3 separate regions of the Homo sapiens genome follow, and all the other regions are linked to region 3. A link is an interaction called in ENCODE POLR2A ChIA-PET data of the cell type or tissue named here. Cell type or tissue: B cell. All regions are shown on one strand.

Region 1 (2,500 bases), 73 kb before region 3:
AATCCAATATGATTCATCTTGACTTGATTTTGTCTGCAAATAAACTTTTTCTAAATAAGGTCACATTCATAGGTACTGGGAGTAGGACTTATATCTTTTCATGGGGACACAATTCAACTCACTACACCTAGAAAATGCCAATAAATAGAACTAGAAATAGAAAAATCTGTATTACAAGGTGCTATGTTCTTGTAATACAGACAAGCAACTCCATAATTCATTAAGGAAAAAGGAAGAGAGAATATGGTAGAATTGATACTTCAACAGCTGCATACGAGGCAGGTCTCACTTGTTGAATGGTCTATTGTTTTCATCTTAAAGTCATGTATATCACTGCTTTTTTGTAGTTTGAACAAAAGGTATTTACTATATTCAATTCTTTTAGACTAAAAATCAGTACAGCCAGAAACTGGCTTATATCTAATGACAGAGATCAGCATGGAGAAGTATAGCCTGCTTCACCTTGATCTGCTGGAGATAGACCTCATAGAGAAATGGTTAACGTTTTGATCCCTTAACTCTGTGAAGGAGGTAAATGCTGCAAAGCAACAAATGAGATCAAGAAATCCGTGAGCTATGATCTCTCTCCTCCTCTTCAGATCTAATCATACAGATGAATAAATTGCTATGAAAATACCAAAAATAAAACTAAAAACAATGACTGAACCATTAAAACAAAAATCTCATGTACTCTGTGTTCAGGTAGGAAGAAATTTAATTCCAGTCAGACCAGTTTCCTGTGATTTTTTCCCCTTTCATCTAAGATATTTTTAATGCTCAGAGGCATTATAATAGAAAAGCATGTATTTTTGTCTGGTTTATACCCATCATCCTTACCATTACAACAAGACAAAAGCATTAAAGTAAAATTAATCATGTCAAAAGATTTTAGCAAAAACAAGTGAGACCATGCATAAAGCATCGCTTTGTCTAGTGTGAAGTCACGCTCTGATTAAAAACATATAATGAAAGTGAAAGTGATACATCATTGCCTTAGCAGTAGGGTTTTCTGAAAGTGCTTTGCGGTTCTCAACATAAAAATGTGGGAACATTATGGTCTTCGAAACTCACAAAGGTTATTGTTCTAGCTAAATAACTAGAATTCAATCTCAATGTTTTAAAAAAATAAATTAAGACTTAATGACCAAACAAGGCAGGTCGGTAGGATTAATAATTAGAACACGCTGTGAGAAGCGGTCGTCTGCCTTGACAACCAGACACAGAGGTATGAAAGTGTCTGCTCAGCACTCCCCTTTCACAAAACCATCCTTAATCCCAGCTAAATGTGGCCAGGTCCTTAAGGTATCAGCACAGCTCCTTGCTCCATCGGAAACACTTAATGAATAGAAAGGTTTGACTGTAGAGTAATCATACACTCCCCAGCAATGGAGTCAATTTATGTATGATCCACAAAACCAAAAATTCTAAGTGGCTGGCTATTCCTAAAATGTAGGTTTAGTTAATGATGTCACCATAGAGTCATCTCATGGATTTGAAAAGAAACAGTTTACTTATTTGTACTTTGCCTTCATTACGTCTTTATTTTGATGGGGATATGTGTACATAATAATTGCTCTCCAAAATTATCTTTCTATTTGTTTTGTTGTTGTTGTCATGTTGAGAGTCATTTAGGGCTACTGTCCTTAGCATACTAATGCAGGAGCAGAAAACCAAATACTGCATGTTCTCTCTTATAAGTGGGAGCTAAATGATAAAAACTTATGAACTCAAGGAAGGAAACAACAGAGACTGGGGTCTACTTGAGGGGGAGGGTGGGAGGAGGGAGAGGAGCAGAAAAGATAGCTATTGGGTACTGAGCTTAATACCTGAGTGATGTAATAATATGTACTGTGACATGTATTTATATATGTAACAAACCTTCACATGTACCCCCAAAGCTAAAATAAGAGTTGAAAAAGAAGTCGTTTCAGCTGTTTTTTTAAATGAGGTCTCTCTAAATGTTGAAAACCATCCTGTTCTATGAGATCTACGTGTATATATCTATATAAATAATTTATATATATACATATTTGCATAACTATATTTTAGATGTATAATAGTTTACATACAATAAATACTAGAAACAAGGACAATTGTATAAACTCAGACATATTAAAAATATCTGAGGGAAATCAGACTTTTAAAAATTCACTCCAAATGCATTATAATAATATTTAGAGTGTTTTTCTAAACCTCCTTTTAATATAAATGGTTTTGGCTGAGCGCGGTGGCTTACACCTGTAATCCCAGCACTTTGGGAGGCCGAGGCGGGTGGATCACCTGAGGTCAGGAGTTCAAGACCAGCTTGGCCAACATGGCAAAACCCCAACAACGCCACTAAAAATACAAAAATTAGCCGGGCGTGGTGGCACATGCCTGTAGTCCCAGCTACTCAGGAGGCTGAGGCAGGAGAACTGCTTGAACCCGGGAGGTGGAGGTTGCAGTGAGTTGAGATTGTGCCACTGCATTCCTGCCTGAGAGACAGAGCAAGACTCCATTT
Region 2 (2,500 bases), 54 kb before region 3:
ATATATGTAAAGCATTTAAAACAGTGCTAAATAAATGCTAATTATCATTACCACCACCATCATCAACAACTTCATAGTTATTGACATCATCATTATCCTCATCCTCATTATCATCAATATTATCTGTTCCTTTATGTAATTTGCAGGTTTGACAAGCAGGTGGCCTATGCCCTCATCCAAGTTTTATTACTTAAAGATAATAAAGAGTTGTACTTCAATTGTTTTGATATTTTAATTATGCTAACTCATTCTTCCTGAAATGATACTAAATCATTGGGATTTTTACTTTCTCTACATAGGGTCTTTGGGAGTGTATGACCATTTTTTGAAACATGGAGATTTGATTGAAAACAACGACAATAACAACAAGCAGTTTTGAAGTAGCAAAGCGATCCAGAGTAGATAATCATTACCCCATCTTTCCGAAGCCAGGTTAATTACAAGTTAAGAGTCATCAGACCTGGATTTAAATCCTCTACCTTTTCTTATGTTTAACTCCTTGGGCTGACTCTAAGCCTCAGTTGCTTCATCTGTAAAGTGGGAATAATGGTATCCTCTTACAAGAATGTTGTAAGGGTTAAATAAAGTCATTTAGGTGTAATAGCAAAATAAATGCCTTCTACTTGTAACCAAAGCCACTCTGTAGAGCCAGTCCCTCCAGCAAATGAAAGGCCCTTTGTGCTGCTGACACCTTGAAAGATGAATGTCTCTGCATACTGAAGGGGGAAAATATTGATACTTTCAACATAATCCAGGAGGAAGGGGCTGTGGAAAATGGAAAGAAGTTTTGACTCTTTCCCATGTCCTCCCAATTTCAGTGGACTTTACTAAACTTATGATAGCTTAGTATTGCATAAAAGCAGTAAATGGGCATTTTCACATCTGGTGGTACAGCAGCAATGTATGGGAGTGATTTGGCAGGTAGAAAAGGCCAGGAAAACACAAGTTCCAGGGACTCACAGACATGAGGATGGATGTGTGAGTCAGTTCAGGCTGCGATAACAAAAATACCATAGACTGCGTGGCTTGAACAACAGAAAATTATTTCTCATAGTTTTGGAGGCTGAAAAGTGGAAGATCAGAGTGCTGGTAGATTCTGTTCCTAGTGAGGGCCCACTTCCCATTTCTGTTCTCATATGGTGAGGGGGGCAATGAGAGAGAGAGAGAGGAGAGCACACGTGTGTGCTCTCCTCTCTCTTCTTATAAAGCCGCTAATTCCATCATGAGGGTTCCACCATCATGACCTAATTACCTCCCAAAGGTCCCATATCCAAATACTATCTTACTGGTGATTAGGGTTTCAAGGTATGAATTTTTAAGGGGTGGACCCAAACATTTAGACCATAGCAAAATAGTTTTGGTTTTCCACAGGCCAGAGGATTATAGGGGTTCATAGCAATTTCTTTACCAGATCTGTTATGCCTCCAGCTGAAATCTGGGTTACATAGGAATAAAATATTTATATAGTTCAAAATTGATAAGTGATAGCGATTATTATTATGTGTAATTATTAACTTTACAAAGTACTCATTTGAAAATTCATCTTTGGAATTTTGGAGTTTTTATTGCTTAGAAGCCTTGCAGATACCATATGTTACACTGTATATAAATAGCCAGAACTTTGATTGCATAAGCAAGTTTAACAAAAATATAAAATCACTGGACTTCCTACAATGGTATTGACTCAGATCTCATTCATAAAATATAATCTACTTACTTCTCTTCGCTGCCAGCTGCCTCTGTTAGGGTAGTCACCAAATCTTACAATATTCAAGTCACCGAATTTCATGGTATCCTTGACTCTTCCATTTTCTTGCTATATTCTATAGTTTCTAGAGCTGTAATATTTCTTAAATCTTTCTCTTCATTCCAGCTGAGCGGCCATCAGCTGGATTCAGCTGGGTTGGTTCTCCCTTGTGCTGTTGTAAAGTGGTAGCCCTGCTTTCTGACCCCCATCCCCATCAACACTACATATTTTGTCAAATGAATTTTAGCAAAGCCAAACATTAATAACCAATTACATCAGTCCTCTTCTTAAAAACCATTGAATTCCCAATTACCTATCTTATTATAACCTCTCTTTCCTTTCTCTCTTTTTTTCTCCTATTAGTAAATGTCTTCCTGGAATTTCATTTGGGGGATAAAAGAGCTTGTGAGTCCAGATCTGGAAAAATGTGAAAGGGGAATTTCATATGGAAGCTGCTCAGATCGTGGGGAGGAAGTAACAGAGGTAGATCCCTCTACTCCAAGTAATTGGCCTGGCCAGAAGGAGGCTTTGAAAGGCAGCTAGCCTTCCCTAAACTTCCAGCCAGAATGGTACCCAAAACTGCCCTAAGGAGAGCTGCTACCCTTCTCTTAAAATTTTCCAGCGAAGTAAACTCCTTTGAGAGTTTGTTCCAGCTGATTTGCTGTTGTATTTAGGTGTCTTTATCATAGCTGTTCTTGGTAATTACACAGCAGCTTTCATCGGAAGAGCCTTTAAATAGACCTGATAATGCCT
Region 3 (2,500 bases):
TATCCTTCATTGGCAAATAAATCAAGATCCTTTTACCTAACCCAATGAGATTTCCAACAGGAAGCTTCTTACTGTTAAGACCCAGAGATTGTCCGTGCGTTTGCATTACATACTCCTTCATTACTGAGCAATGGTCAGAGGAAAATGCTGGAGCTACTTTTTGGAGTGAATTGAAGCACATGATACGAGATGAGACAAAAATACCATGGTATCAATGATTATGGCATAACCAACTGGACTAGGTGCCTGATGTGGTCGGCCTTTCTGCATTTCCTTCTTCCTTAGATTTCTGCTTTACAGATTTACTTTCATTCTTTTCAGATCTCCAGTGCATGCAGTGGAAAACCTTCTTAAGCATTCCTCTCTCTGTTTTTTTTTTTTCTCTGAATAGGTTGCACGCTTCCTTCACCCTGTGAGAAATAGATCTGGCACCTTTGAGGCAGGTTACTCAAAGTATAGTGGGAATGTCTTTTGTTATTTGTTGAACTTCATACAAAGGTCCTCCTTCATCATACCCAATGTGCTGTTTGCAAAATGCACTGCAAATAACCATCCATCACTTTACATCATTGTCACATTTTACCACTTTGTTTCTTCTCCTCCAGGTAAGTGAAAATGATTATCTGGCTGAGATCATAATCATTGCTGATCGGTACTTGGCCTCCTGCAAAGTTCCGTGCAAGCACAGAGACTTTTTGTAAGATGCCACTGGGCAGATGTCAAATGGAGTGCCCTCCCCCATCACCATCTTGGTCCTGAAAAACTTAATAACTTGGTATTGTTCAGTGAGTCATTCAAGCGAGTAGTGTGGAATTCTACCTGTTCCTCAAGGCAGAGTATCTGCTAAGCTGCTGCAAAGAGTGTTAGCCATTCATGGCTCTTTCTGTGCATAAAGAGCTCATGGTTGGGAGACAAGGTGAATGCAAACCCGGAGTGAAAGCTTTGTAACTTCTGTGTTTGTCTGAAATCGTGCACAAATTAAGCCAGTATGCAAAACAGAGCTCAACAAATATATTCCTCTTTTTAGTGGTATTTTCAGTGCTAGTTTTTCACTTTTTTTTTTTTTAAAGACCAGGAAAGAGGTATCCTGGAAACAGATCAAAAACACAAGGAGATGAAAACTTTAAAGTGATCAAGCCACACAGTTTCACAAATGATAACATAAAGGTTTTTAAAAACATTGGTTGTAATTTCTACTAGGTGTCACAACTCAGTGAACCATTACGAGTGAACCAGCTCAGTGAACCAAACTGAACTGAACAGATGGAATTCCACCCTTACTACGCTTGAAAGGCTCCATGAACAATACAAGTCTTCTTTTAAGTTCCCCTTTGAGCTGCTTACCTCACTAATGCAAACATGTGGGGGCTGCAGGATAGAACATGGCCCCTTGGCTGTTTGTTCAGTTGTGTGGTGCCGTTGTTCCAGCAGAAGGAAGGCAGTCCATTTTGAAATCCTCAGGGCCATGCTCCTCATTTTCAAAGTCCCAGTGTTATTTTCCATTTGTTCTCAAATATATGTTAGAGAGTGGAGTGTTTTGTTTTCTTTTACTTTTCCCTTGAGTTGTAATTCACTTTAATCTGTCCAGAAAAACCTTGAAAGATTTTTTTTTGTAAATATGCCTGAACAACAATTGGCTGTAGCCAATTCATTAAACACTAATCAATTGCTATATTCATTAATTCAATAATATGGTGCCTAGCTAGTACCAGGCACCATACGGACATTGCGTGGAATCTAAAATGGAAAAAATTCAAGTCTTTGCTTTTAAGGAATTATAATTTAGTAGAATAGATAAGCCAGACATAGATAATTGTGTTTTTGAAAATACTTTATCATTCAAGTGGCTCCTTGATATCTGTCCCCCTTCCTGCTCACCTTCCTCTTTTGACTCATGACTGATGTTATGGTCTGTTGACAAGTAGTCAGCATACTAAATGTCTTCAGTTTGGGAGTTTGTATCTAGGCTTATTTTCGAGGGTCATGTATTACAAAGTTTCAAACTGATTTTGTATCTTTGAAAATCAGACCATTTCTTCAAAGCATATTCTAACAGGGTTTGGGAGACAATGGACCAGAGATAAAGCCAAAGAGGCCAGGACTGGGGGTTTGTTGGTTAGGCATAAAAGGTACTGGCAGGTGGATCACTGATTAATTCCAGAGAGGTCAGCTGAGGGAGAGATTAGCAAGTAAGAGGTCCAGAATCCAGGGAGACAGGCATCAGGGATCAGATACTGAGGTTAGGATTGCGGAAACTACAAGGTCAGGAGGCGAAAAAAAGTTTTTTTGAAACATGGGGTCACGAGTCCAGGTCAAAACCCTTCAACAACAAGAGATTAGAAGCTATTCAAAAGATCTGAATAACAAGCATAGGATGTAAACAGCAGACATGAGTTTGATGCTGAGTGGTCCTGAGGCTCTCAGCCCTTCACATGGCTCTGAACTAAGGCCAGAGCAGGTTGCAGGGATGCCCATGTCTGTCTGAGTCCACAAGTGGATA

What was found. ChIA-PET counts read pairs that join two places held together with the same protein. Peaks named below come from ENCODE experiments on the same cell type or tissue, not always from the same donor. Only the 100,000 strongest peaks of a DNase experiment are listed, where the experiment ranks them.
Region 1: POLR2A ChIA-PET joins it to region 3 with 6 read pairs; 2 of 35 experiments call an interaction of 5 or more read pairs at or near these places.
Region 2: POLR2A ChIA-PET joins it to region 3 with 6 read pairs; 4 of 35 experiments call an interaction of 5 or more read pairs at or near these places.

Annotation. Positions count from the first base shown.
Region 1 is chr18:32,729,723-32,732,222 of GRCh38, forward strand. The region is part of intron 3 of KLHL14 (kelch like family member 14); the gene reads right to left. All of the region lies in intron 2 of LOC112268208 (a long non-coding RNA gene), which reads left to right. Among named protein-coding and RNA genes, the nearest start is that of KLHL14, 42 kb to the right of the region's middle. In B cell, no CTCF peak of the experiment used is centred here; a DNase peak (open chromatin) is centred at 1,009; H3K4me3 peaks cover 1,248 bases; H3K27ac peaks cover 1,079 bases.
Region 2 is chr18:32,748,884-32,751,383 of GRCh38, forward strand. All of the region lies in intron 2 of KLHL14 (kelch like family member 14), which reads right to left. Among named protein-coding and RNA genes, the nearest start is that of KLHL14, 23 kb to the right of the region's middle. In B cell, no CTCF peak of the experiment used is centred here; a DNase peak (open chromatin) is centred at 1,127; H3K27ac peaks cover 551 bases.
Region 3 is chr18:32,802,433-32,804,932 of GRCh38, forward strand. No RefSeq gene overlaps it. Among named protein-coding and RNA genes, the nearest start is that of KLHL14, 31 kb to the left of the region's middle. In B cell, no CTCF peak of the experiment used is centred here; DNase peaks (open chromatin) are centred at 1,279, 1,919 and 2,489; H3K4me3 peaks cover 1,419 bases; H3K27ac peaks cover 2,500 bases.